2 separate regions of the Homo sapiens genome follow, and region 1 is linked to region 2. A link is a loop called in an ENCODE intact Hi-C map of the cell type or tissue named here. Cell type or tissue: A673. All regions are shown on one strand. Links, peaks and the distances in the headings refer to the core of each region. The heading gives the core; the rest is flanking DNA.

Region 1 (14,998 bases), core at 5,694-8,193, 270 kb before region 2:
TCCATAGGCATAGTCAGAGTTTTGCACAAAACAAGAACCTAAGAGCTATTTTAATTTCAGCATACATGCAAGTTTTATGTTTTACAGTTTAGGTATTATTTGTATTCTGAGTCACTTATTTGGGGGAGAGCATCTTCATATCAGTTTTTCAGGCATGGCACCTCCAAAGGTCATCATCTGGGCCTGCATCTCTCCCAGAACAGCCAGGTCTTCTGTGGGTCCATCAGATTATGAAACTTCCCTTCTTGCCCGAATCCCAAATCTGACTCCCACGGTTCCTAGGTCCCCTCCCTTTCACTGCCCTGGAAGAGTCCTGCAGAGACCTCAAGGCAGTGGGCCAGCATTGCTTTTAAGTTCATGCATGGTACAAACCACCTTAAATGCATTCCGGGCATGGCAGGAGACCCATCAGACTTCCTAGAGCTGCCTGTGGTCAAGATTAGAAGAGGAGGCATCGGCCTGGCTGTGTCCTACCCTTGAGCCAACAGGGGGTGCTGTCTCCGACTAACCCTACCTGGCTCTGAGTCTCCAAACCTGGGGCTCAGGAAGCCGCCTCCTTTGCACACCATCCAAAGTGAGTTCAATACAGCCACCCCTGCCCCCAACTCATCCAACACACACACATACACACACACACACAGACACACCCCATCTGCAGACCGGCCAACTGGGCTGGCTGCCCACCTGCTTTCCCTCTGTGGGTTTTTATCAAAGGCTACAGATAACAATTCCCTCCCCATTTCCACTCCCACCTCCCCTCCTGTGCTTCCTCCAAGCCCATCCTTCCTGGAATCCCAGCATCATTCCAGAGTTTTGAAAACTTTTGTGTTTTTTTTTTTTTCCAGATGGAGTCTTGCTCTGTCACCCAGGCTGGAGTGCAGTGGCTTGATCTTGGCTCACTGCAACCTCCGCCTCCAGGGTTCAAGTGCTTCTCCTGCCTCAGTCTCCCAACTAGCTGGGTTTACAGGTACGCGCCACCACACTTGGCTAATTTTTGTATTTTCTTTTTTAGTAGAGATGGGGTTTTGCCATGTTGGCCAGGCTGGTCTCAAACTCCTGACCTCAAGTGATCCACCTGCCTCAGCCTCCTCTAACGTGCTGGAATTATAGGTGTGAGCCACCATGCCCAGCTTAAAACCTCTTTATCACCATAATCTATCTCATTTGAGCCTCACAACTGCATTGCCTATGAGGAAGACCATGGGGCAGGGATTAGAGTCTCCTCAGCAGAAGAGGAAACTGAGGCACAGAAAGAGGGAGTGAGGGAGCACATGGCCCATCAGTGATAGGGCTGGGTTGGGTAGGGGAGCCAGGCTCCTGAGGACAGGGTGTGCCTGAACTCGAGCCTACTGTTGGTTGAGGGACCTTCTTCTCCAACCCCCTCGCTGGGAACCACCGGCTGTGAGAGTAACTTCATGGGCAGTACTTATTCCTAAAAAGTCAAGAGAACTGCTTTCCTGCCACCAACTTGCTGTGTGCGTGACCTTGGGCAAGTCCCTCTGCTCTAAGCCTCTGTGGAATGTGGCGATCCCCTCAGGCTCCCCCACTGATTGAGATATTCTGACTAAACAACTGGTATCTGAATCACCTCCATCCCTTTGGGGTCCCTGGGATCCTCTACCAAAACGCAAGAGGGCTTGTAGCAGAGCTAACAGCACCATAGCGTGATAACAACACTCGTCTCCATTTCTCCACTGCTTTCTACAGCCTCAACATCTAATGTAATCCTCACTACCAGGAGGTAGGCTCTGTAATTATCCCCATTTTATAGATGAGAAAACTGAGGCTCAGAGAAGCGAAGAAAGTGGCTGGGCTAGCATTGGAGGCTGGGGGGACTCCACCTCAAAGGGCAGGCTCTTGATTCTATTGTCATCTACTCATAGAAGTTTCTGGAAGTTTGCTTTAGAAACTCCACTGTAGAAGCTCTATGGTCTTTCAGCCCCCACTCAAACTGAAGCCCTTCAGCTGCCCCTCAAGGATCGTGAGAACAAGGACACAGATGGGAAGGACCCACGTCCCCCAGCCTCTTCCCACCCACCCTCCTTGAGCCAGCCCCTCATCCTGGACCCACAAGCACATTGCAGCCCAGCCAGAGCCCGTGAGCAGATGCGGGTTTATTATTGCACAGACTGCAGCATCCTGAACCCCAAACCCAACCCCAAACACCAGCCCCCAAACTTGGCCTGGGAGCTTTGGCAGGCACAGGCTTGTCCCCAGCACCAGCCAAAAAAAAACAACAGAAAAAAAACAGGACAAGAATCTCCGAGACGGAGCCCGTCAGCACAGAGCAGTGGCCCCGCCCCATTCCCCTCATGCTCCAGGAGTCTTGAGAAGCTCAGATGCAGATGCAGAGCTGTGGGCCATGGCCAGCTGAGGATGGAAGAATCTGCAGGTTCTTCTCCATGAAAATACAGTCCTGGATTCCAGCCAAGCCACAAGGTCCCAGCAGGGCTTGAAACGGCAAGTGTGAAGCTAAGGGAGAAGGTTCCCAAGCATTGAAGGGAAATGGGAAAGCTGACCCTATCAGAAGCAAACTCCTAGGTCCCAGAGCTGCCTGGGGAGGCCCTGCCACAAAGCCAAAGCCTCCAAGGTCCACAGAAATGAAGGGAGGACAGCAGCAGTTCCCTCTGGCTCAGCTTGGATGCCACGTCCTTCCCCAGGCTTGGAGGGGCCTGGAAGCCCTTTCTCTCCATTCTCCTGGAGGCAGGAAACCATAGCCTTTGGCCCTCACCCCACCCACAGGAAGCACAAGGGCCCAGAGACCTAGTGTGGTACAAAACATCTTTAAGTGAGGTACATCCAAGTAGCCATCTTCTACCAAGTAAGCCAAAGGGGCTTATAACTGCACCCAGGCTGTACCCAGTTGGAGCCCCAGACTTGCCCCTCTCTTGCCGGGAAATGCTTCTTGACAAGCAGCTTGTCTTCAACACCTGCCTTAGTGTCTGCCCCAGGGACATCTCCCTGGGCTTCCATGGGCTTCTGTGCTCCCCTGAGCTTTCGGTGGGCCCTGATGGGGGAGGAGACAAGCCATTTCACAGGGCATCACAGGAGATTTCTCGCCGGCCCCAGGCCTCCTGCAGGTGACCCTCTAGCATCCCAAGCACACGGGAAACCCCAAATGCAATCCCAGTCTCAGACACACTCCAAAACAGGCCATCATCACTGCACCTTAACCCCTCTTCCCACCCTGCCCCCTGGCCACCTGGTCAGTGGCTTCCCAGCCAGAGGATCCATGGGGTCTCCCCTCGTCTATTGGTCCAGAAGGGAAGCTAACTGGACTGGTGGGAGGAGACAGAGCACTGTGTTCTGGGATATTCAAACTGACCTTGTCCATTTCCTCTACTGTCATCCAGAACATCTACAGGCAAGGGAGGGAGTGCAGGGTGCAGACTGCACAAGGACAGGTCTCTGTGCTGGTCTGAGGGGGTCTCAACACCCACCCCACCCAGCTTCCCTGGGAGGCCTCAGCCCACAGCCAAAGGATTAAATCAAAGTGGGGCAGGGTGGGAGGAAGGGGGATGGGATTGAATATCAATGTCCTGGTTAGGTGACATCTCCCAAAACACACAAAAGCCCAGGGAGGGGACAACCTAGGGAAAGGCAAGGGAGTGGAGGAGAGCGGGGGACAGGAGCAGATCAGGAAGCTCAAGAGACCAGGGCGCTTCTCTCTGGGCTCTCCTTGCCCCTGGGTAGAGAGCTCCTGAAGGAGCCCAGGACATTCCATTCCTCTTGGCACCACCACCGCCACCCAGCACAGGCACCGTGGGAGGCCTCCTGAAACTCTTGTGGGGTGAATGTGAACTGGACCACGGGGCTCCAGGTCCAGAGTCCAGTCCTCTTTGGCCACCCTGCCTGGCACTGCAAAAAGACGGGTCCTCATGTCCTCAGCAGGAACTTCTGGCTCTGCAAAGAGACAGCAAAAGGGTCAGGCAAGGGAGGGAGGGCAGAGGCTGGGCCGCCAAGCCAGGTGCAGGGCTCAAGCCTTGGGGCTCATCTTCTCTGGGGCAAGATCCCACCTCTGCATCCCCCCAGACAGCCCTGTCCCTTGATTCTGATACTCGGCAGGTCACAAACGGGTCCCCGAGGCCTCTCCTGGCCCTGGCTGCCTGCCTGTTTATTTACACATGCTGTTCCCTTTGCTGCTGCACTCATCTCTTCCCTCTTCCTCCCCCACTGTCATCTGGTTCACTCCTTTTCACCCTTCAGGTCATTAAAGGAATCAGTGCCTGCAGGAAGCATTCCCAGAGCCCCTGTTGAAACATGGAACCTGCAGAGCTCAAGTGTTCACCCCTACGGCAGCACTTACCAGGCTGGTATTGTCATTGACTGTTTACATGGTGACAGCATAGACTTTCCTGGGGCTGATTAAGAACCTCCAGCCCAAACTAAGCTAGGATCAAAAAAGGGGGCCTGAGGAAAAGGCAGAAACCCTGTTATTATTGCCAAGCATGGGATTGAGGCTGTGAAGGCTAGTTCCAGCAGGGGGAAGATTTTGTCTTGTAGATGCTTCACCTTGAGAGCAGTGAGGGCCACTCTCCTTCAGCCCAGCCCAGCCCACTCCACTTCACGGGAACTTACCCCAGCCCCCAGCTCCATCATGGGGAAAAAACTGAGAGGGAACCAATGGGCAGAGGAACAGGAGCAGGCTGGGTGTGCCAAGGGATTAAAGACTGAAGTGGGGAAGAGAGAAAGGGAGCACGGAGATGAGTGTCCCACCGTCCCAGGTGAGCTCAGTCTAGACCTGTTGTGCTCAGTGTTTGAACGGTAAGACTTTTCTGTAATGAGCTCTAAGTTCAGGGTTACTTTCATTATGTTCACCCCATTCTTGGAGCAGGAGTGAGTCCCTGCTGTATCCCCATCTCCCAGCAGAGCAGTACATGTTGGCCAAATGAATGAGTGAATGAAGCCCTCAGTGCTCACCTGACAGAGAGCAGGTGCTCTGCAAACACTAAGCTAATGAAGTAAGTGTGTGTGTGTGTGTGTGTGTGTGTGTGTGTGTGTGTGTGTGTGCGCTGGTATCAAATCACACTCTAGGTCTTGGCTTCTGCAGGTGGGTGGGCCTCAATTAGTCACAGGACTGTCATCCAAGTACCGAGTAGGTCCCTCCTCCCACCACCCTGGTGCTCAAAACTCCCCAGGGGCTCCTGCCCCCCAACCCCTCCTCCAGCCAGCTGGCTGCACCTGGTAAGCGACGGTCAGGTCAGGAGGTGAACAAAGAGGATGGCCAGGCCGATGTTCAGCAGGATCACCATGCAGATGAGGATGGTGTTGGGGACCTGGGAGCAGTGGAGAGAGGCTTCCTGAGTCCCCATGGCCTCGGAGACACCCCCCACCCAGGTCACAGCAAGGCTGGACAGAGCAGGAACTTCTGGATGGACCTTCCTAAGAGCATTGCCGGCTTTGTTCACTGCTGTATCCTGTCACCTGGATGGCAGACCATCACAGCTGGAAGGACTCTTAGAAATAACCAAATCCCTCAGGACCCAGGGAGGGACAAGATCATGCCCCAAGTCATATAGTGTGTGAATCAGGCCTGGAACCCAGGCATCCTGCTAATTCCCCTTGGGACGCATTCTTCAGTCCCCCAAAGCCCAGCTTCAGTCTTTGTTGCCGCCGTTCCTAGCTCCCTGCCTCCCATAAGTCAGGAGGTCTATAACCCAAATCCTGTTGGGCCCTTCTTCCACCTCCATGAAGCCCTCACTGCTACACCTTGTAGCAGATGCTGCTGGTGCCCAGCCCAACCCCCCTGACTGGGCAAATGGACCCACCCTCCAGCTGCTCAGGCTCCCAGCTGCCCCTGCTCATGAGAACTGTCTCTGCCAATGGGATACCAGGTGCAAAGGTAGGAGGACTCCATGCGGCCATTTACGCTCCAACGTCCTCTGTGGACCAAGCCAAGGCTATGCTCCCCTAATCCCCAGCCCTGCAGCATTTCCTCCTGCTCTATCCTGCTTCGGTCTCTCGCACCCCAGCAACCCCCAAATCCCCTGCCCCTGAATCCTCCCTCAAGCCCTGCTACCTCTAGGGAACCCGACCTTAGGCACACCTTGCCCGACAGCCTCACCTCTTCCACCTCCACCTCCGCCTCTGCCGCCAGTGCGGCCTCCTTCCGCGCCTTCTTCTTGGCCCCCGCCTTGGTCAGCCCTCGAGCCTCAGTCTTGCGGGCCTTGGCCCTGGGCTCGGCTTTGGGGATGATGGGCTTGGGCTCCAGCTTGGCGGGGGTCTCGCGTGCAGGCTCGGGGCCTCGGAGCGTGGGGGCCTGCAGCGGGGCGGTGGCCGGGGACGAGGGCGCGGACTCGGACCCGGAGACCTCGGGCTCGGGCTGGTCCTCAAAGGGTGGGGGCTCGGGCGGCGTGGTGCGCACAGCATAGCTGTGGTAGCCCTGGTAAAGCGCCACCTCCGGCTCCCGCGACGGCGCAGGCGGTGCCTGCAGAGCCTCGATGGCCATGCGCTCGGTGGCTGGACGCGCGGGGCTGCGGCGGCCCGCGCCCTCGGACGGAGTGACTGACCGGCTGCCCTCACCGCTGGGCTCGCCGTTCCAGGCGCCTGGGCTCAGCAGGCCGTCCTTGGACACCCCGGGCCTGGGCCGCTTGGGCTGCGGGGGCGTCCCGGCCGGTGACGGGGAGCCACCCTCGGGCCGAGGGGTCTCACGCTCGTGCAGCTGCGGGCTCTCGCGGGGCGGCTGTGGGAGGCCCGCTGCGCCGGCGCCCCGGTCGGGGGGCTCCAGCAGGCTCTCCGAGTTCTCCAGGATCTCCTGCAGCAGCCGGCGCTTCTGATATTCCGGACCTGCCAGGGCAACACAGGGAGGCTGGGCTCGAACCCCGCACCACTGTTGGGTGATCCTGGGCCAGCCACTTCACCTCTCGAGCCTCATTCATGGGCTCAGTCGGCACTCACATAGCACTGACCAAGTGCCAGGCACTGTTCCAAGCACTTTCCAAATATTAACTCATCTAATCCCTGTAGTATCCCTATGAAGTTGATGCTACTGTGAACCTCAAAGGGAGGCTCTGAGAGGTTAAATCACTTGCCCAAAGACACACAGCTGTCGAAGGGCAGAGCCAGGACTAGCACCCAGCAGTCTGGCTCCAGAGGCGATGCCCTTTACTTTGGCACGCGTCTCTTTCCATTCCCTTATCTGAAACATGGGCCTGATCATACCTATTTTATAAATACGAATGGAAGGATTGAGAAAATGCATGTCAAAGGCGGAGCTCAGGGCCCCGCACCGGCATAGACCAGCAGGGGGAGCGCTGTGACCAGAAGTGAGGGATCCTCCCAGGCATAGGTTTTCGCTCCTAGGTTTTTCATCAGGCCTCCTTTGGCCTCCTTTCTGCAGCCAGGATCACGTTTAGAAAACACACATCTGATCATGTCATTAACTTAAAAACCCTTCATGGCTGGGCGCGGTGGCTCACGCCTGTAATCCCAGCACTTTGGGAGGCCGAGGCGCGCGGATCACAAGGTCAGGAGATCGAGACGATCCTGGCCAACATAGTGAAATGCTGTCTCTACTAAAAATACAAAAATTAGCTGGGCATGGTGGCGCGTGCCTGTAATCCCAGCTACTCAGGAGGCCGAGGCAGGAGAATTGCTTGAACCAGGGAGTCGGAAGTTGCAGTGAGCTGAGATCGCGCCACTGCACTCCAGCCTGGTGACAGAGCGAGACTCCGTCTCAAAAAAAACAAAAAAACAAAACCTTCATCGCAGAGAATCCCCATCTCTGTCCCTCAGGGGTTCCCACCACTCTATCCATGTGCCAGATCTCTACCAAGGCCGGGAGGTCCTCCTTACTCTGCAGCCTCGATTCTCAGGACCCACAGCCTACTTTGTGATGTGGCTTCCTGGCATGCTGCTCTGTCCGAGTTTCTGTGCCTTTGCACCTCCTCCACTCATCCCACCCAGCGCTATCTGGTACAGCAGCTCTCAAAGTGTGGTCTCAGACTAGCAGTATCCACATCGCCTGATCCTTAGAAATGCACATTCATTCATGGGCTCCACCTGAGACCTACTGAATCAGAAACTCTGGGGGTGGACCCAGCAATCTGTGTCAAATTTGAGACCCACTGACTTGATAGACTCTTGTTCAGCCTGCAAGATTCAGCTCAAATGGCCTCTCCTGAGGGCAGCCTTCTCTAACACTTCCTCTTGCCTAACTGCTTCCTGTGAGCTCCCTCCTCTCCCATTCTAACCGCACAGTGCTCATCCTGCTGTGTGAAATGGAACCATAATCATGAAACAACAGCCACAGTCACTGAGAGCTTACTGAGGACTGGGAATGTACCTTACATGCATTTAATCCATGCACAAAAAAGCAGGCACCATTCTTACTACCATTTTACAGATCAGGAAACTGAGGTTTACAGAGGTTAAACACCTCACTCAAAGTCTCACAGCTGGGAAGCAGCGGAATCAGGGTTTGAATGAATGCAGAGTCTGTTTATGGTACCCCTAGCTCTGTTGTTTTTGTGACTCTCTGCTCCCCTAGATTTTGGAACCCACTTATGTAACCCCAGAGCCTGGTACAGTGCCTGACACATGGACAGTGCTCAATGCTTGACTGAAACTGTTGGGCAAGTGCAAGAAGCCATTTTTCCCTCTCATCCACCAGTGACTTCTCTCCTCTAAGCTTCACCAGCTCCAACTGTCTTCCCTGCTCAGAGCAGAGAGAAAAGACCACTTGGAGTGACTCTGCTGCCCTCCCCTCGAGCTCAGCATGAAGGCAGAGATGTGTCTCCCCACCTACCCCTGCATCATCCCATCCCACATTTGCACCATGCCCCAGTTTCTGAGACTCACGGGCATCCAGGAAACCACTTGGGCATCTCAGATTCCAGTAAGCAAAGAAAAGCGCCCACCCTAGGGATAGCCCTACCCTGCCCATCCTTCCCTGGCTGGCCCTACCTGGCTGGTAGAAGTCCGGAGCCAGCTCCCTGGCCAAAGTGCGAGCAATGTTGGACTCCTGGTTGGCAGCCAGGGCGGCCTGTTCCGCTGCCTCAGCTTTGGCCTTGGCGTGGCTTGTCCTATGGAGACAATGTGGCAGAAGACTCAGGATCCTTCCAGAGAACCAGCCTTCTGCCCCTTCTCCCCAACCCACAAAGAGACATGCTAAACACAGCATTCTTTCACGCAGGCAGTCAATGAATATTTATTGAGCCTCATGGCCCAGACTGCTATGCATTCTCCAGATCATTTCTTCTTCTTTCTGAGCACTTAGATAGACTACCTTTCCCAACCTCCCTTGCAGTTAGGTGTGGTCAGGTGACTGAGTTCTGGCCAGTGCATTATGGGAAGACATCATGTATGCTATTTCCAGGCTTGGCCCATAAAAACTTCTGTGCCCTCTCTTTTTTCCCCAGCATTGCTGGTTGAATGCAGAGCAGGCTGAGTCCCCAGAATAGGGACTTAACTTCTGTGTCACAGATCCCTTTGGCAGTGTGGTGAAGCCTATGGATCCCTTCTCAGAATAATGTTTTTGAATGCATAATAATATACATAGGATTACAAAAGGATGCAGTTACTTGACATACTGTTTCCAAAATATTTAAAAGAACACATTTGTAAAATAATAATCTATATCTTTATAATCACATTAAACAAAATATCAGGTCTGTTAACTACTGTAATTTTAAAGTATAGATAAGCATAAAGGATATTTCAAGGATATCTAATTACAACATATAATATGACATGAAAATATATGAGATTTCTATTGGTGACAAAGTCACAGCTGCTACTACTACTATTATGGTTTATTGCCTATTTCCATAATTGAAGAGAAGGCTACATTTCAGTTGGAGTTAATAAAAATACAGATGTAGCTTTTCTCATTGTAGTGGGTACTTCTGGTGCCCTATGCAGATCCCTTCACTGGGCAAATGTGCCTACCCCCGGCTGATGTGAGTGTTGGCTGCTAATGGCTCCTTACTACCCCAGAGAATTGTAGCCCATAGAAGCCACCTTGTTCCAGAAGTTAAAATACTGCCCTGCCAGCCAGGCACGGTGGCTCACGCCTGTAATCCCAACACTTTGGGAGGCCAAGGCAGGCGGATCACGAGGTCAGGAGATGGAGACCATCCTGGCTAACATGGTGAAACCCCATCTCTACTAAAAAATACAAAAAATTAGCCGGGCATGGTGGCGGGCGCCTGTAGTCCCAGGTACTCGGGAGGCTAAGGCAGGAGAATGGCATGAACCCAGGAGGCGGAGCTTGCAGTGAGCCGAGATTGCGCCAGTGCATTCCAGCCTGGGCAACAGGGTGAGACTCCATCTCAAAAAAAAAAAAAAAAAAAAAATCCTGCCCTGCCTACCCCTAAACCTAGGCAGCCCATACCAATGACTGGTACTGGTCAGCCTCCTCTTGCCTCAAGAGGAAGGAACTCCAGCTGCAGCAGGTACAATCCATGCTCCAGAGCCCCCGGTGGACTGGCTGAAGCAGGTCTCCAGCTGAGACCACATCTCAGCTCATCTCCTTCCCTACGCCATCCTGCCTCTCATTCTTCTCTCTCCTGAAAGCCTCCCTCAGTAAATCACTTACACAAGAATCCCCACTTCAGGCTCTACTTCTAGGGAATCTAACCTACACCGTCCAAGTTCATGGACCCCTGAAATCTATCCACAGACCCTCCTGTGGACTCCAAGTTAAGAAATGTGAGCCCATAAATGATTGCATGGAGCAAAGCCCCTTCCCACAGCCCCACAGTTGCACGTGACAGGAGCAAATTTTAAATATTCATTGTCTTAAGTACCTGAGATTTGGGAGATGTCTGTTTCAGCTGTCAGCTTAGCTTAACTCACAGAAGTACCTACTAAAGTAATAACAGTCCAATTTCCTAATGGGCCAGGCATGGTTCTAAAGGAGTTATGAAGATTATCTCATATGCTCATTCTAATGCCTTAGGAAGCTGGTGCTGTTATTATTATCCCTATTTTACAGAAAAGAAAATTGAAGTGCAAACAGGTTAAGCAATTTGCCCAAGGTCACAGAGTCCTGAAGTGCAGGAACTGGGATTTTGAACCCAGGCAACGTAACTCTAGGGCAGTGGTGTCCAATCTTTTGGCTTCCATGGGCCAGAAGAAGAAGAATTGTCATGGACCACACAGAAAATACACTAACACTAACGATAGCTGATAAGCTTAAAAAAAACAAATCACAAAAAAAATCCCATAACATTTTAATAGAGTTTACGAATTCGTGTTGGGCCACATTCAAAGCTGTCCTGGGCTGCATGGGGCCCATGGGCAAGGGTTAGACAAGCTTGCTCTATACCAGTAGCTGAGCATGTGCCAGAGCCTGTGCCAGGAGCTGAGCATGGCCAGGAACTGAGGACAGAGACTCTGTGGACCAGAAAGGCTACTGTCAGATGAGGGAGCTGGCTAGTAAACAGACACAAAAACTATTTAATAAAATGCAATTAAATAAAAAGTACCTAATTATAATTGTGAAATATGCCGTGAAGGAGGAGTAGAGAATACAATGAAAATGCAGGACAGAAAGACTTAATGTTGATGGGTGGTGGAGGTGGGCTGGTCAGGAAAGGATTCCTTGAGGAAGTTGACATTTGAGTTGAGACTTGAAGAAACACATACGTTAGGCCCCTAAGAGGTGGGCGGGTCAATGAGCCAGGTAGACAGAAGGGCATGTGCAAAGACTCTGAGACTGAGGAAGAGCTTTGTGCCTTCGAGGAGCTGCAAAGCCAAGTCAGAGTGTCCACTCTCTACAGATGAGTTAATTCCCTGGGGAGCTGATGTGTGTGTGTCTTTATCTCAGTCTACAGCAGAGAACTGGGCGCACGGTAAGGGGGATAAATTCCCTTAAGCTTCTACTAGGCACCAGGGCTTTTATCCCTTACAAACCTCAAAACTGTGAGGTAGTGAGGTAGTGTTTACCGGTCCCTACTTCACAGGTGGGGAAACTGAGGTTCAGAAAGGTGTCTTGCTCAAGGAAACAAAATAGGAGTTAACATTTACAAAGCACTTAGTATATGCCAAGGGCTTTACAGAAATTAACTTAACCCCCCAATAACTCTACAGGGTAGATGTTATTCCTATCATCCCTCTCTACAGAGGAGACATCCAAGGCAAAGGAGTATTCTAAAGAACCCAAGCCAGCATGGTGGCTCGTGCTTGTAATCCCAGCACTTTGGGAGGCTGAGGCAGGAAGATCACTTGAGCTCAGGAGTTCAAGACCAGCCTAAGCAACATACCAAGACCTTGTCTCTACTAACAATTAAAAAAAAAAAATTAGCCAGGTGTGGTGGCGCACACCTGTAGTCCCAGCTACTCAGGAGGCTGAGGTCAGCGGGGGGATTGCTTGAGCCCAGGAGATCGAGGCTGCAGTGAGCTATTATCACACCATTGCACTCCAGCCTGGGCAACTGAGCAAGACTGCATCTCAGAAAGAAAAAAAGAATTCACCCAAGCTTACATAGCTAGTAAGTACCAGAGTAAGGATTCAAACCAAAGCATTCTGGGATCTAGAGTCTGTATCCTAACCACAGGCTCAATTTCCATTCAATAACAAGCAGCAGAGTAAGATTCTAAACCTGGAGCTGTCTGATGTCCAAGCCCCTGCCTCTCCACTATGCCATATTGCCATAGTAATGCTTACTGAATGAATACATGGCTGAAGGCACGCATGCAGGCGTGCACATATGTAGGGGCAAGGAGACAGCCTAGGGAAGAGTTAAGAGCACACAGTTTTAGAATTAACAGGCCTGGATTCCAATTTGGGCTCTGCCAAGGCCAGGGACAGAATGAGATGACCGAGGCACTCGCCTCAGGGGCAAAATTTATGGGGTTGCCAAAAAACTCAGTGATCAAGAGGAATCACATTTTAATGCAATATTTTAAAAGTCTAAATTAATGCAAAAATAAATCCTTGATGAACAACCTATGAAGAAAATTTTAAATAAAGCCTGGATTGGACCCTGCACTTGGATCCCTCACTTACTCACTCACCTCACCCCACTGGGAGTCTAGGACCTTGGGTGCATGCATGGCTTTACCTCTCTGTGCCTCAGTTTCTTCATCTGTAAAGTGGAGATAGTAATTCTCCCCTCCTGAAGTTGCCGTGAAAACTAAGTGAGAGGCAACGCGTGAAAGTGTTTGGTCTTGATGATGACGATGATGGGGTGTTGGTGGCGGTGGTGAAAGAGGAGGAGGAGAATGACATCTGTACATCAAAACTGAGTGTGCTACATGCATATCCCCAGGCTTATTTTTGCCTGCACGTGAGTATGTGTGAGACAAAGTTCTAAACTTTTTAGAGCCACTTCTCTGGGCACATGAAACCCCAGGAGGGAGGAGGAGGGAAAGGGCTGGGCAAGCCTTCAAACTGAGAAAATGCCCTTTTTTTGGTCATGTGAGCAGAAAGATGCCCACTTTCTGGTGCCTTTGGAAGCTGGGTTGAGGACTCCTCAGGCAGGAAAGGCAGCCTCTCCCCACAGCCCTGGAAGATTCTGGGGGACCCACTGTGCACAGCCAGAACAGGGGCGGCCACACAGCCCAGGGCAATGAGGGCTGCTGTGCTGGAAGCAAGCATACTCCCTGTCCATCTCCAACCACCCGGCCCGCTGCATCCTATCAGCCCTTCTCCCCTGTCCCATGCTCCCAATCTCTGATCCCAGCCTTCAGGCCAGGAATCCCGGTGTTCTTCAGCACCCTCCCTCCCCACCTCCTTCCACATCCACAGCCCATCAATCACCAACACTGGTCTCTCCGGCTCCCTTTATAACTCTTAGAACCCTCTGCCACTCCTCCTGCACCCCTTCCCATGGGTCTCCCCTGCCTGCAGGCTCACTCCTACAGCTGCTCCTACACACAGCGGCTCAGCGAGCTTGCTTAACCACACACCCGTGGCCTCACCCCTTGCTTCAAATCTTTGCAAGGCTTCCTACTGTGCTCAAAATAAAACCCTAGCTACTTAGTATGGCCTTCGAGGCTCTCCAGACCCTTGCCCAAGGCAGTCTGGATGGGGTATACCAGCAGCTCACGGGGTGAAGGGCAGGCGGAATGACTGTGGCTGGGAGGCTATTGCTTCTAGGCCAGTGCCTCTCCTAATGCAGTCCGTGACCCCCACCCAGTATCTTCATCACCCGGAAGCTCAGATATACAAATTCTCGGGCTCTGCCCAGACCGACTCATCGGAATTTGAAGGGAACGAGCCTAGGAATCTGTGTTTTATATTCCAGATTCTGACTTAAGTTTGAGAAGCACGTGTTCGGCGGAGAGAAAAGCCAGCTCCATCTTGAAGTTGTTCCCAGACTGCTCAACCCCCTAGGAGCCTTGGATGTTTTCCTTTTAGCACCAGGGTCCCTCCCTGAATCAAGGCCCTGCTGGGGAAATGCAGGAAGCATTCCTGCTCTGCTGACCACTCACCATCTCTGGATCCATGCCTCTGGGTGAGGGTCTGGAGGATGGCTCTGACCCTGCTTGGGGGAAGGGAGCAGTCACTGGGGCCGGGGGAGGAACAGGGAGACTCTTCTTGATTTCGTTCGGATTAACTTTCGTCAGCAGGGTTAAAAATAAGGCTGGTGTTTCTGGGATAGGAGCAGGGCTCTCACCCAATAGAGCAACTTCTAAAAGCACCTGCCCCCACCCTGGCCTCCTTTCCCCATCTCTCCTCCCAGGCCCATAACTGCTTGGTTGTTTCCCAGTTGTCTCCACTAGGCATTGGTGGCTTTATGGGGCCAAAGGGGGACCCTCACCGGACTTGCCCTGACTCTAGGCCTTTGCTTAGGCTGTTCCCCGACCTGGAAGGCTCTCTCCCCTCCTGCCGCGATCCTGGCCTTAAAGAGTCAGTTTAAGACCCACCTGTATGTATTGGTTCATTCATTTAATACAACTTTATGGAGTGCCTACTATGTGCTAGGCACTTTTCTGGGCACTGAAGACATAGAGGCAAACTGAACATCCAAAAATCCCTTGTATGGTCAGGCACAGTGGCTCACACCTGTAATCCCAGCACTTTGGAAGGCTGAGGCAGGAGGATCACTTG
Region 2 (14,998 bases), core at 7,527-10,026:
TTGGCCACTCCAAGAAATGCCTGCAGTGTATAGGGCCCTGAATTAGTTTCAAGAGTCCCTTGAAGGACATTGACACCTATGCAAGCTCTCCCTGCTCTCAGACAGAGAAATGCTATATCTTAGATATACTCCTAGTTGCTTTTAAAAAATAGGATTCTAGGGCCGGGCATGGTGGCTCATGCCTGTAATCCCAGCACTTTGGGAGGTTGAGGCAGGCGGATCACGAGGTTAAGAGTTTGAGATCAGCCTGACCAACATGATGAAACTCTGTCTCTACTAAAAATACAAAAAAAATTAGCCGGGCATGGTAATTAGCCGGGCATGGTGGCATGCACCTGTAATCCTAGCTACTCAGGAGGCTGAGGCAGGAGAATTGCTTCAACCCGGGAGGCAGAGGTTGCAGTGAGCCGAGATCATGCCACTGCACTCCAGCCTGGGCAACAGACTGAGACTCTGTCTCAAAGAAAAAAATATATATATAGATTTCTAGATTTTTATCCACGGTTGCTTGTCATTGTGCAAATTGTTGTCATTGTGCAAATTGTATGATTTTTAAAATTATACTACCAAATTGTCTGTCGCTGGTATGTAGGAAGATGGTTGACTTTTTTTTATAATCTCATTTCTCCTTTTTTTAAAGTAAGAAATATTACAAATATGCAGAGAAGTATAGAGAATAATATTATGAACATTTATGTATCCACCTCTCAATTTTGTCAAATCTTACTACATGACCATGTTTTCTTTGGATGTTGTTTGTTTGTTTGTTTGTTTTAATGACAAATTAAACATTACACTTAGAGTTGAAGCCCCTTGTCTTCCTGATCCCATCACCCTGCCACCCTTATCAGTGGTGATCATGGTCACCATTTGGTATTTATCATGTGTATTTGGTATTTATCTGGTAATGTGTCATTACCAGACACATTTTCACAGTTCTACCATACGTGGCTATATAAGCAAAGTAAAATATTTTGCTTATCTGGAAAATTTATTTAAATGATATACTGTACATATCCTGCAGCAACTTCCTTTTATTACTCCTCATAATAGGTCTCTGGATCTTTTCATGATGATACAAGTTGCACCAGACCACTCATTTAAAATGCTGTGTAGGCTGGGTGCAGTGGCTCACCTGTAATTCCAACACTTTGGGAGGCCGAGGCAAGTAGATCACTTAAGCCCAGGAGTTCAAGAGCCAGCCTGGGCAACATGGTGAAACCCTGTCTCTATCAAAAAATAAAATAAAAAAGAAATAAAATAGATAAAATGCTGTGTATCCATGAAGTACTATACAGTCATAAAAAAGAATGAAATCATGTCCTCTGCAGCAACATGGATATGGCTGGAAACCATTATCCGAAGCAAACTAATGCAGAAACAGAAATTCAAATAACATATGTTCTCACCTATACGTGGGGGCTAAACCTTGGGTACACATGGACATAAAGATGGGAACAATAGGCACTGGAGAAACCAAAGGGGTTAGAGAGGGAGGGGGCAAATGTTGAAAAACTACCTATTGGGTACCATGCTCATTACCTGGGTGATGAATTCATTCATACTGGAAACCCCAGCATCATGCAATATACCTTTGTAACAAACCTATACGTGTACCTCCTGATTCGAAAATAAAAGTTGAAATAACGGGCCAGGCAATGTTTAAAAACACATGCAGCCGGGCGCGGTAGCTCATGCCTGTAATCCAAGCACTTTGGGAGGCCGAGGCGGGTGGATCACTTGAGATCAGGAGTTCGAGACAAGCCTGGGCAACATGGTGAAACCCTATCTCTATTGAAAATATAAAAATTAACCAGGCCTGGTGGTGGGCACCTGTAATCCCAGCCACTTGGGAGGCTGAGGCATGAGAATCGCTTAAACCTGGGAGGCAGGTAAAAAAAACAAAGTTGAAATAACAAAAAATAAAATAAAAGTGTCTGTAAATATCCTGAGTATATTTATTCTGTTTTGTTTATTTGTTTGTTTTGAGATGGAGTCTCACTCTGTTACTCAGGCTGGAGTGCAGTTGCACGATCTTGGCTCACTATCTCAGATGATGCTCCAAAGACTATTCTTATACCTGTGGATGAGAGTTTCTCTAGGTAACATGCAGAGATGGAATTTCTGTATCTTAGACAGTGGATATCAACACTTTTAAGAGATGTTGCTAAATTGCTCATTCTTGAATGCCAACTTCCACTTCCAACAATAGTTACAGAGTTTTGGTTGCTCTACAACCTCATCAGCACTTGATTTTGTAAGATACTGAATGTAAAATTATGCTTCACTTTCAAATTTACATTTCCTCTATTACTAGAGAAGGAGAGGCTCTTTTGCCATTTGAGCTTCCTACATTATGAGTGTGCTTGTTTGTATCCTTTGACCATTTATCTATTGTATTATTTACCTTTCCTTATCAATTTGTAGGCATTTTTTAGCACTCTTAGAAACATCTTTTATGCATGTATTTTTTTTTTTTTTTGAAACAGAGTCTTACTCTGTCGCCCGGCTGGAGTGCAGTGGCGTGATCTCGGCTCACTACAACCTCCACCTCCCAGGTTCAAGTGATTTTTCTGCCTCAGCCTCCCGAGTAGCTGGGGTTACAGGCATGCACCGCCGCACCCAGCTGATTTTTGTATTTTTAGTAGAGACAGGGTTTCACTATGTTGCCCAGGCTGGTCTTGAACACCTGACCAAAGGTGATCCATCCACCTCAGCCTCCCAAAGTGCTGGGATTACAGGTGTGAGCCACCACGCCCAGCCGACCATTTTTAAACGTACAGTTCAGAGACATTAAATATATTCACATTGTAATACAACCATCAGCACCATCCATCACCTGAACTTTTTTCATCTTCCCACACTGAAACTGTACCCATTAGAAAATAGCTCCCCTTGGGAGGCTAACATGGAGAAACCTCGTCTCTACTAAAAATACAAAATAAATACTAAAAATACAAAAAAATTAGCCGGGCGTGGTGGTGCGTGCCTGTAATCCCAGGTACTCAGGAGGCTGAGGCAGGAGACTCGCTTGAACCCGGGAAGTGGAGGTTGCAGTGAGCCGAGATCGCACCACTGCACTCCAGCCTGGGCCACAGAGAGAGACCCCGTCTCAAAAAAAAAAAAAAAAGAAAAGAAAAGAAAAGAAAATAGTTCTCCTTTCTTCCCAGGCCCTGGCAAACCCCTTCTACTTTCTGTCTCTGTGAATTTGACTACTTTCCTGTAGGCTAGTGGAATCATACAGTATTTGTTCTTTGTGACTAGCTTTTCCCCTAGCATAATGCCCTCAGGATCCATCCATGTTGTAGCATGTGTCAGAATTTCCATCCTTTTTAAGGCTGAATAATATTCCATTGTATGCATATACCACATTTTATTGATCCATTCATCCATTGATTGACACTTGGGTTGCCTGTACCTTTTGGCTATTATGAATAATGCTGCTATGAACTTGAGTATACAAATCTCTCTTCCAGATGCTACTTTTGGTTCTTTTGGGTATATACTCGGGAGTACAATTGCTAGATCATATGATAGTTCTATTTTTCATTTTTTAGGAAGCCGCCATACTGCTTGCCACAGAAGCTGCACTATTTTACGTTCCCACCAGCAGTGATAGGAACGTAAAAGGGTTACAATTTCTCCACATCTTCACCAACACTTACTATTGTCTGTTTTGTTGTTGTTTTATAATATCCATCCTAATGGGTGTGAGGTGGTCTCTTATTGTGTGTTTTGTTTGTTTGTTTGTCTTGGTTTTTTTTGGAGACATAGTCTTGCTCTGTCGCCCAGGCTGGAGTGCAGTAGTGCAGTCTCAGCTCACTGCAAACTTCTCCTCCAGGGTTCAAGCGATTCTCCTGCTTCAGCCTCCCAGGTAGCTGAGATTACAGGCATGTGCCATCACACCCGGATAATTTTTCTTTTCCTTTTTTTTTTTTTTTTTTTTTGAGACAGAGTCTCACTGTGTGGCACAGACTGGGGTGCAGTGGCGCGATCTTGGCTCACTGCAACCTCTGCCTCCCAGGTTCAAGCGATTCTCCTACCTCAGCCTCCTGAGTAGCTGGGATTACAGATGCATGCCACCATGCCCGGCTAATTTTTGTATTTTTAGTAGAGATGGGGTTTCACCATGCTGGCCAGGCTGGTCTTGAACTCCTGACCTCGTGATCCGCCCGCCTTGGCCTCCCAAAGTGCTGGGATTACAGGCGTGAGCCACTGTGCCTGGCCCACACCCAGATAATTTTTATATTGTTTAGTAGATTTGGGATTTTGCCATGTTGGCCAGGCTGGTCTCAAACTCCTGACCTCAAGTGATCCACTTGCCCTGGCCTCCCAAAGTGCTGGGATTACAGGCATGAGCCACTGTGCCCAGCCTCTTATTGCAGTTTTGATTTGCACTTCCCTAATGATTAGTGATGTTAAGTATCTTTTTATGTGCTTAATGGTTATTTGTATATCTTCCTTGGAGAAATGCCTATTCAAGTCCTTTGCCAATTTTTTTGTTTTCTTGAGACAGGTCTTGCTCTGTCACCCAGGCTAGAGTGCAGCAGCAGGATCGTGGCTCACCACAGCCTCAAACTCCTTGACTCAAGTGGTCCTCCCACCTCGGCCTCCCAAGTAAGCTGGGACTACAGGTGTGCAGCATGCCTGGCTAATTTTTAAATTTTTCTGTAGAGACAAAGTTTCACTATGTTGCCCAGGCTGGTCTTAAACTCCTGAGCTCAAGCAATCCTCCTGCCTCTGCCTCACAAAGTGGTGAGATTACAGACTTGAGCCACTACACCTGGCCTCTTTGTCCATTTTTAAAGTTTTTGGTTGTTGTTATTGAGTTGTAAGAGTTCTTTATATATTTCGGACATTAACCCCTTATCAGATATATGATTGGCAAATATTTTCTCCCATTCTGTAAGTTGCTTTTTCACTCAGTCAAGTGTCCTTTGGTGCACAAATTTTTCTAATTTTGATGTAGTCCAATTTATCTAATTTTTAAAAATTTCCTGTGCTTTTGGTGTCATATCCAAGAAATCATCACCAAATCTAATATCATGAAGCTTTTCCCTTATGTTTTATTCCAAAGGTTTTATACTTTTCCGTCAAACTCATTTTTAGTTAATTTTCGTATATGGTGTAAGGAAAGAGTCTGATTTCATTCTTTTGCATGTGGATATACAGTTTCCCAAACATGAATTTGGTTTTGATAGTACTTTGTTAATTAAGACTTTTGCACCTGGTAGACGCTCTTTGACCTCTAACCCACTGGAATCCTCTCACCATCCTTCCCTGACAGTTGACCATTTAGCTTGGGCTTAATACTTCCAATGACGGAATACTCACTACTTAATAAAGCAGCTTTTCCTGTGGTAGAACAATTGTATTTTATAGAAAGATCTCCATTTTGAGCCTCAAGTTTCCTCCCTGTAGCATCCACATTTTGGTCCTCGTTCATTCTCTGAAGCTGTAGGAATCAGTGAGAGCTTTTTTTTTTTTTTTTTTTGAGACAGAGTTTTACTCTGTCACCCAGGCTGGAGTGCAGTGGCACGATCTCTGCTCACTGCAACCTCCAACTCCAGGGTTCAAATGATTCTCCTGTCTCACTCTCCTGAGTAGCTGGGACTACAGGCACATGACACCACATCTGGCTTATTTTTGTATTTTTAGTAGACGGGGTTTCACCATGTTGGCCACGTGAAACTGGTCTCAAACTCCTGGCTTCAACTGATCTGCCTGCCTCAGCCCCACAAGTGCTGAGATTACAGGCGTGAGCCACTTCACCCAGCCAGTGGGCACTCTTTTCCAAAGGAAAGTACTTTGTTGCCTTTTTTTTGAGACTGAGTCTCAATCTATCACCCAGGATGGCGTGCAGCGGCACGATCTCAGCTCATTGCAACCTCTGCCTCCCAGGTTCAAGTGATTCTTGTGCCTCAGCCTCCCAAGTAGCTGGGATTACAGGTGACTGCCACCACGCCCGGCTAATTTTTGTGTTTTTAGTAGAGACAGGGTTTCACCATGTTGGTCAGGCTGGTCTGGAACTCCTGACCTCAAGTGATCCACCCACCTCAGCCTCCCAAAGTGCTGGGATTACAGGCCTGAGCCACCGCACCCGGCAGGAAAGTACTTTGAATTGAGTAAATAACGCAACTATATGCTGGGCAGCTACCTGCCAGGTTTATAAGGTTTAACACATTTACTCCACAAAGCAATCTATGAAAAGGTCCTATCATTGATTCCTATTTTATAGATGAAGCAAATAAGGCTTGAAGAGCTTATGATTTTAGCAAGGTCCAACAGCTATGTAAATGGCACCACTGATATTTCAAAGGCAATGGCCCTGACCACTCTGCTACACCACCTTTCTCTCCTCTTCTCCAATACCCAGCCCAAAACTCTTTTGGATCTTTGATTATTCTTCAAGGGGCATAGCTTTCTTTCTTTCTTTCTTTCTTTTTTTTTTTTGAGACGAACTCTCGCTCTGCTGCCGGGCTAGAGTGCGGTGGCGAGATCTCGGCTCACTGCACCCTCCGCCTCCCAGGTTCAAGCAATTCTCCTGCCTCAGCCTCCCAAGTAGCTGGGACTACAGGTGCGTACCACTACGCAAGGCTAATTTTTGTATTTTTAGTAGAGATGGAGTTTCACCATGTTGGCCAACATGATCTCGATCTCTTGACCTCGTGATCCGCCCGCCTTGGCCTCCCAAAGCGCCAGGATTACAGGCATGAGCCATGCCGCTGCACTCGGCCTAAGGGGCATAGCTTTCTCATCCTCTGCCATCCTAGGAAAATTTTAAGTATTCATATTAAAATGAAAACTAAACACAATTGTCCATATATGCTCCTTAGGAGTAGAATGCCAAGGACCTCTTAGCTCCTCTGACCTGGGAACTACATTCTCTCTAATGATACATACGACTGGGTTAGAGGTTTGGGCAGCTGCCACCAAGTAAAACCTCTAGAATTTTGCTATGTCACTTTCTGCTAAGGTAGCTTTTCCCATCTACACTAAATAAATAAATCATCCAGGTGATTTATTTTTAACCAATGCAGAGGATTTTTTACTTATCTCCATGGAGTTCAAACATTTCTCCAGGCTGGGTGGGGTGACTCACGTCTGTAATCCCAACACTTTGAAGACTAAGAAGGGGCAGATTGCTTGAACCCAAGAGTTCCAGACCAGCCTGGGCAACATGGTGAAATCCCATATCTACAAAATATAGAAAAATTAGCCAGGGGTGGTGGTCCACACATGTAGTCCCAGCTACTCTGGAGGCTGAGGTAGGAGGATCATCTGAGCCTGGAGACTTGGAGGCTGCAGTGAGCTGTGATGGCGCCACTGCACTCCAGCCTGAGTGACAGAGACCCTGTCTCAAAAAAAACAAACAATAATTCACCAAATCTATTTGGATCTGGATCCTGCCATCATTTTATAGGTAATGCCTCCATAGCACTCACTAAGTGCCAGGCACACTTCTAAGCCCTTTTTATACATTAACACAAATAATCCCCACCACGACCTAATGCCATACACATCATTATGGTCACTATTTTGCAAATAAGAAAACAGTCACAGAGCAGTTCAGTAACTTGTCCAGGGTCACACAGCTAGTCCATGACTGAACCAGAATTTAAGCCCAGGATGTCAAGTTCCAGAATTGGTACACTCAGCCTCAATACTGTGCTGCCTTCAAATATTCTGACAATCTTAGACAGCTTTGGGGATCCAAAAGATTGAGAAGTACTCTTGGGGACCTCTTTTTTTTTTTTTTTTTTAAATACGGAGTCTCAACTCTCTCCCCCAGGCTGGAGTGCAGTGGTACAATCTCAGCTCACTGCAACCTCCGCCTCCTGGGTTCAAGTGATTCTCCTGCCTCAGCCTCCCAAGAGGCTGGGATATTACAGGCACATGCCATCATGCCCAGCTAATTTTTGCATTTTAAGTAGAGACAGGATATCACCATGTTGGCTAGGGTGGTCTTGAACTCCTGACCTCAAGTGATCTGCCCACCTCAGCCCCCCAAACTGCTGGGATTACAGGCATGAGCCACCGCACCTGGCTCCCATTTTTTTTTTAAGACGGAGTTTCACTCTTGTTGCCCAGGCTGGAGTGCAATGGAGCGATCTCGGCTCACTGCAACCTCCGCCTCCCAGGTTCAAGCAATTCTCCTGTCTCAGCCTCCTGAGTAGCTGGGATTACAGGCACATGCCACCACACCCGGCTAATTTTTGTATTTTTAGTAGAGATGGGGTTTCCTCATATTGGTCAGGCTGGTCTCGAACTCCTGACCTCAGGTGATCTTCCCACCTCGGCCTCCCAAATTCCTGGGATTACAGGTGTGAGCCATCACGCCTGGCCCCTGGCTCCTTTTTTTTTTTTTTTTTTTTTTTTTTAAATAAAGACCAAAGGTCCAGAGGCTTTGAAAGGCAAATAGTATTAAGTCAGGATTTGATATCAGGATTTCTTTCATTCTGTTTATTTTCTCATTGCTTTCTACTTATGATACTGTTTCATTTGGTAGTAATAATATTTCTTTCTAAAATAAATTGAAGTAAAAAGAAGTGAGTTGATGTAAGAAAAATGTTACAGATATGAAAAAATCATAATGGTCATTAAAAAATTAGTGAAACTTTGGAAAGACTGTGTTCAGTCAAGTGAAGTGAAGTTAGCTTGCAACCACAAAAAAACCCCTAAGTCTCAATGGTTTGAACAGCAAAGTTAATTGCTCACCTATAGTACACGCCCAGCATGGGTCGGCAGGGGGCGCTCCGCGTTGTGGAACGATTCATATCTATACTTGCTTCCCCAACAAGGGCAGCACTGGCCTTTAAAGCTTCTGCCCAGGTGTGACACAGGTTGTTTCTGCTCACATCTCGTTACCTGAAACAAGTAACATGGTCACATCTCATTTCAAAGGAAGCAAGAAAATGTAATCCCCATCATGTGCCGGAAAGGAGAGAAATAGAATAGTTGAGAACAGCCCTCAGAGAGACTATAAGTAAGGGGGCATAAAAGATGGGTCTAGAGAGATAGGCTGAGTCATGACTCACTGAATTTGTCTGACGTAGATCATGATGGCCCATCCCACCAAGTGGCCAACATTTGTTCCCAGAAAAGGGAGTGTGATGATCCCCCAGAAAGAACACAGTCTGACAACATTATTCTGATGAGCAGACACACCTCTCAGGCTGCCACTCAGGAGTCCTTTTGGGTGGGGAGGTGGGGATGCTGATATTTCCTAAGTGGTTTCAGCTGAACTCTGTGATCTTTTTTTTTTTTTTTTTTTTTTTTTTTTGCCTATTCCCTGAAGGGAGATGAGGCAATTTGGGCTTTGGCTGAGCTAGGGTTTGGTTCTGTCACCACTTGCTATCTAGGGAAGGGTAATAATTGGAAAGGAGAGGAATTCAAGGAGAGGGTCCAGGTGGGTAGGGAGCCTCACACAGGGTTTGGTGATCAGGTGATTGAGAGGCCTCCTTGAGGAGTTTTCAAAGTGCGGTCTGAGGGCACCTGGTATCAGAAGTGCCCAGAAGCTCATTAAACACTTGGGCCAGGTGCTCCATGGCTCCTGCCTTTAATCCCAGCACTTTGGGAGGCTGATTTGCTTGAGGCTGGGGTTCAAGACAAGCCTGGACAACATAGCAAGACACCTCCCCCCGTCTCTATTTTTTAATTAATTAATTTGTTTGTTTATTAATTTATGGACTCTCACTCTGTCGCCCAGGCTGGAGTGTAGTGGCCTGATCTCTTCTCACTGCAACCTCCGCCTCCCAGGTTCAAGCAATTCTCCTGCCCCAGCCTCCCAAGTAGCTGAAATTACAGGCATGCACCACCACACCCAGCTAGTTTTTGTACTTTTAGTAGAGACAAGGTTTCACCATGTTGGCCAGGCTGGTCTTGAATTCTTAGTCTCCAGTGATCCACCTGCCTTGGCCTCCCAAAGTGTTGGGATTACAGGCATGAGCCACCATGCCCCACCTCTATTTATTAAATATTTTCTTTTTTTTAATCTGATGACTAGGCCCACTGTTGGTCCTGGCACCTGGAGGTAGGACCCCAGGCATCTGATTTTTTTTGTTGTTTTTTTTAAGGCAGGGTCTCGCTCTGGCGCCCAGGCTGGAGTGCAGTGGCACGATCTTCACTCACTGGAACCTCCACCTCCCAGGTTCAAGCGATTCTCCTGCTTCAGCCTCCCGAGTAGCTGGGATTACAGGCATGCACCATCACGCCTGGCTAATTTTTTTTTTAATAGAGACAGGGTTTCACCATGTTGGCCAGGCTGGTCTTGAACTCCTGAACTCAGGTGATCCACCCACCTCCCAAAGTGCTGGGATTACAGGCGTGAGCCACCGTGCCCAGCCACCATCTGATTTTTTTTTTTTTTTTTTTTTTTTTGAGACAGAGTTTTGCTCTTGTTAACCAGGCTGGAGTGCAATGGCACGATCCCGGCTCACCACAACCTCTGCCTCATGGGTTTAAGTGATTTTCCTGTCTCAGCCTCCCAAGTAGCTGGGATTACAGGCATGTGCTACCACGCTCGGCTAATTTTGTATTTTTAGTAGAGACGAGGTCTCACCATGTTTGGCAGGCTGGTCTCGAACTCCTGAACTCAAGTGGTCCACCTGCCTCAGCCTCCCGAAGTGCTGGGATTACAGGTGTAAGCCACCTCGCCCAGCTGCCATCTGAATTTTTAATAATGGCCCCAGATGATTCTTATGGACACCAAGATTTGAGAAGCATTGAATGACTGAGAGAAAATTTCTTGTAAGGGTAGAAGCCCAGCACAGTGGTTCTCAGTGGAGATAATTTCAACCCCCAAGGGACATTTATAAATGTCTGGAGATAGTTTTGATTATCACACCTTGAGGGTAGGGAAAAGTGCTGCTGACATCTAGTGGCTAGAGGCCAGACATGCTGCCAGGGACAATGTACAGGACAGTCCCCACGACAAAGAATTCTCTAGCCCAAATGTCATTAGTGCTTAGGTCAAGAAACCCTGGTTAGCCATTAAGAGTTTGAACCTTTCTAAATGTTGGAGCACATACGATTTTTAAATCTTCAATTTTTATTTTATTTTCCAAAATTTCTACTATATGCATAGAATCCTTTTCATTGAATACCTGTTACGCACCGAGCACTTGAAGTTTACATCACTATCAGTTCCTCTTGAAAGACCTTTTCAGTCATTCATCCAACAACTATCCATTAAACACTTACTAAAATGTATTCCAGGCCAGGTGTGGTGGCTCATGCCTGTAATCCCAGCACTCTGGGAGGCCGAGGTGGGTGGATCACCTGAGGTCAGGAGTTTGAGATCAGCCTGGCCAACATGGCGAAACCCCGTCTCTACTAAAAATTAAAAAATTAGCTGGGTGTGGATCCCAGCTACTCAGGAGGCTGAGGCAGGAGAATTGCTTGAACCTGGGAGGCGGAGGTTGCAGCAAGCCGAGATCGTGCCATTGCTCTCCAGCCTGAGTGACAAGAGCGAAACTTCATCTTAAAAAAAAAAAAAAAAAAAAAAAAAGAAGTATTCCAGGCAGAGGGGAAAGTATATGCAAAGGCCCCCAAGACAGGAAAGAAAAACTTTAAAATGGCTAGTATGCCTGCTGCTGATAGGGGTGGGGGCAAGTGGAATGAAATGAGGTTGGACACGGAGGGATATAAAAACAAGGGCGTGCATGGCCTCACAGTGTTAAGTGGGAGTTGTATGAGTTTTGTTATAAATGCATAGGAAGTCATAAAAATTTAAGTAGAAGAGGATCTGAGCCAATGTACATTTGTACAAGATCACCCTTGGCCCCTGAGTGAAGAGTAGGGGGTAGGGAAGCCACAGGAGAAAAAGTGAAGGGGTGGGGTGGAGGCAGGCGGGGGGGGGGGGAGGCGGGGGGGGCGGTGGAGCGGGGGAGATCCCCTCCCCAACCCTGGCAGGTTTAAAAAAAAAAAAAGGGAAGAAGTGAAAAGACTTTTGCAGACCTCCAGAGATGATGCATAAGGTTGGCTGGGGTGGAGATGGAAAGATGGAAAATCTAGATTCTGTTTGGAGGGTGGCAAGAACTGGATTTTCTGATGAACTGGAAGGCATGAGAAACACAACACAAAGATTGTGACTTGCAAGATGTTGGCTTGAATAATTGAGAGAAGGTGGGTGATGATATATGACATGTAGATATGACTATCATTCTCTTTTGACGACTGAGGAAGGGGAGGTGAGTCGTCCTACTTCACAAAGATAGTATATGGGCTCCAGGTGTGTCTAACCCAAAGGTTATAATTTTTCCACACTCCTATATCCACACATTAATTTTTTTTTTTAAATTGAGACAGAGTCTCACTCTATCACCCAGGCTGGAGTGCAGTGGCGCCATCGTGGCTCACTGCAGCCTCCAACTCCTGGGATCCAGCGATCCTCCCACCTTGGCCACCTAAAGCTGGAGTTACAGGCATGCACCATCACGCCCTGCCTATCTTAATTTTCATAATGGGTATGACATTTACTGATAGTAATATCATTATACATGCCCCATACATGCTAACATCTGCTTCCACATGGAAGCAGCACAAAGCCTGGAACCTTCCTCAAAGACCCCCCCCACCCCCGTACATTGGAACAAGGTGCTGGGAACAGAAGTTTAGTAGGTGGTGGAAGGGCAGCGGCTGCTACCCTGGGAACTGGTTTTAAAATCTTACGTTCTGATTGCTGCCGTGGCCATGTGCTGGTGTGTGATGGGGAGATGTTCTTTTAGGTAACTAAATCCAACGAGCTGTGATTGGTGATCGAACCGAGCAGGCCTCCTCTGGATTTGGAGAGACATAGTGCGTCTGGGCCTGTGATTGGCGGGATTGCTGTGATTGGTGAAGTCCCTAAGGCTATCTAAGTTTCTGAACACCAGTTCCTGCGTTGGCCACGAGGAGGAGCCCAGGAAGCGCAAAGCGCAGCACTGCGGAGAGTCTTGGCCGCCTCCTCCGGGACGCCCTCCGGCCCAGCGCGGTGCCTGCCCTGCCCTGCGCCCTGGGGCAACCGCGGGATGAGGTGGGGCGGCAAAGGGTGTCAGGGCTCCCAGCTGCGGCCCGGGTGGCCACGCTTCTCTGCACAGTTCCTTTGGCCTCTTCCCCTGGCTCCCAGCCCCACAGAAGACATTGGCTGACCCGAGGGGTGGGGCTGCGGGTTCGCGAAGGTTTGTGAAGGCCCAGATCCAAGTTGCAAAACTGTGGAGTCTATCAAGTGAGACTTAGCAGCCCCACTCCCTCAGGTGCGCCCCTTGCCCTCCTCAGAGTCCTTCTCTCAAGTTTAGCAGCCTCCACCGTGCCCTTTAAGATCCTCAAAGAACTTTTGCAAAGTGGCATCTCATTGGAGCTAAAATGACCTGTGCAGGCAAAGGCCACTAGCTCAGGGGATCGTCCTGCCCATCCCCAGGTGCTATCACATCGCGCTGTGCGTCTTCACTGCACTTAACCACTGTTTGTAATTGACTTCGTTTTTCATGTATTTACTTGCTTATGTCTGCAACCCGCCTCTCCACCAAAACGCAAGCTCTGTGAGGGAGGGTGTAGGGTTGCCCGACACAACACAGGACACCCAGTTTCATATGAGTGTCAGATGAACACCACAGTTTAAAAGTATAAGCAGGTCCCATGCATTATTTGGGACACGCTCATACTAACGAAGTATTTCTTGTGTATCTTAAATTCACATTTGACTGGGCATCCTGTATTTTTATTTGCTCATCTGCACCCCTCTGAGGGGGATATTTTGCCCATGGTCTTCCCTGCTGCATCTCCACCACCCACAACGATGCACGCAGAAGGTGCTGAATAAATGTTGACTGTTTCGATGGACGATTTCCATCCTTTATTCACTCAGTTATTCATCCAGCCTATTTATATCAAGTGGGTCCTGGGAATACAATGGTAGATGGGACACAGTCCAGTGGAGGAGGCACACAACCAGTCTAATTACCATCTGACTAAACGATGATGATGTAAAGCTTTGGGGGCTATGGGGGGACAGAGGAGGACCCCGGCGTTCTGTTTCCCGGAGGAAGATGACTAAGATGGGACTTGGAGGATGAGAAGGCAAAGAAGGAAGTGCGACAGCTCTCTGCTTGAGACCACGGGGTTCTGGAAGCTGCAGGGGGCTGGGGAGGGCAAATGTGCAGTGTGGGCGTGGCAGTCAGGAAAAGGTGAGAAGGAGACTCACATTCACTGGATGTTACTACCCACCAGCCAGCACAAGAGGGATGCCATGTTGCTATTATTGTGCCCATCATACAGATGAGGAAGCTGAGGCTCAGAGAAGTGAAATGCCTCGGCTAAGTTTACAGTCGTGGAGGGAAAAGCTGAGCTTCAAGCTCAGGTCTGGCAGACTCTGAAGCCTGCACTCTTCTAGAAAAGCCACTGGGTTAAGGATTACAATGCCAATAGGGGGATGGAGAAACACGCTCAGAAAGGTGATAGGGCTCTCCCTGTGAATATGGCTCTGTCCAGTTGAGCAGAATACTGAAGCAATGCAAGAGTTATGGTTTTTTCCAAGCCCTCCAGAGAGACAACAGGAGGGCCAGAGCAGGACCCAGGAGTCCAGACCACTGTGTCTCCCATTCCTATTGGGGTTGGCTCTCTAGGAGCCCCTTGCAGAGCCCTGGGGCTAATTCCTTGCATGGATCCTGGACAGGTCTGCAGTTTCCATGGAGACCGCCTCCCACCATCCCTGAAATCTCATTGTGACCAGTATTAAGGGATTAACTCTGCCCAGCGGCCCTCGCAGGGTCTGGGGTGCTGAGAGGGGCCAGCAGGAGCTCCCTCAAGGATGAAGAGGTTGTGCACTGTGCGGGACCCCATAGCAGCAGGAGGAGGATGTCGGACTGGGGCCAGGGCTTCCCCCAGGACCCACCAGGTATGGTCCTGACTCCACATCTGCCTGGAAGGAAGGATGGGATGGTAGGAGAGAGACACAGAACCAAGGGGGAGGATTCCAGACTGGGAGCAGTGTGGAGGATTTGTACCCTCATCCCCTAAC

Evidence for each region. A loop is a pair of places that touch in the nucleus more often than their neighbours do. Peaks named below come from ENCODE experiments on the same cell type or tissue, not always from the same donor. Only the 100,000 strongest peaks of a DNase experiment are listed, where the experiment ranks them.
Region 1: it touches region 2 in a loop (6-fold over the local background); 14 of 110 quality-filtered maps call a loop at or near these places.

What each region holds. Positions count from the first base shown.
Region 1 is chr20:44,109,601-44,124,598 of GRCh38, forward strand. It overlaps JPH2 (junctophilin 2), which reads right to left. Exons shown (of 6, transcript NM_020433.5): 3 at 8,905-9,023; 4 at 6,065-6,786; 5 at 5,182-5,276; 6 at 1-3,903. The coding sequence ends at 5,196. Among named protein-coding and RNA genes, the nearest start is that of JPH2, 70 kb to the right of the region's middle. RefSeq lists enhancers at 1,688-2,201, 7,049-7,343. In A673, for the core only: a CTCF peak has its summit at 7,238 (motif pointing right); a DNase peak (open chromatin) is centred at 7,261.
Region 2 is chr20:44,375,805-44,390,802 of GRCh38, forward strand. All of the region lies in intron 1 of HNF4A (hepatocyte nuclear factor 4 alpha), which reads left to right. HNF4A-AS1 (HNF4A antisense RNA 1) reads right to left here. Exons shown (of 3, transcript NR_172878.1): 2 at 8,719-8,868. Among named protein-coding and RNA genes, the nearest start is that of HNF4A-AS1, 12 kb to the right of the region's middle. RefSeq lists enhancers at 12,646-12,735, 13,106-13,607. In A673, for the core only: CTCF peaks have their summits at 8,748 (motif pointing right) and 8,949; DNase peaks (open chromatin) are centred at 8,747 and 9,027.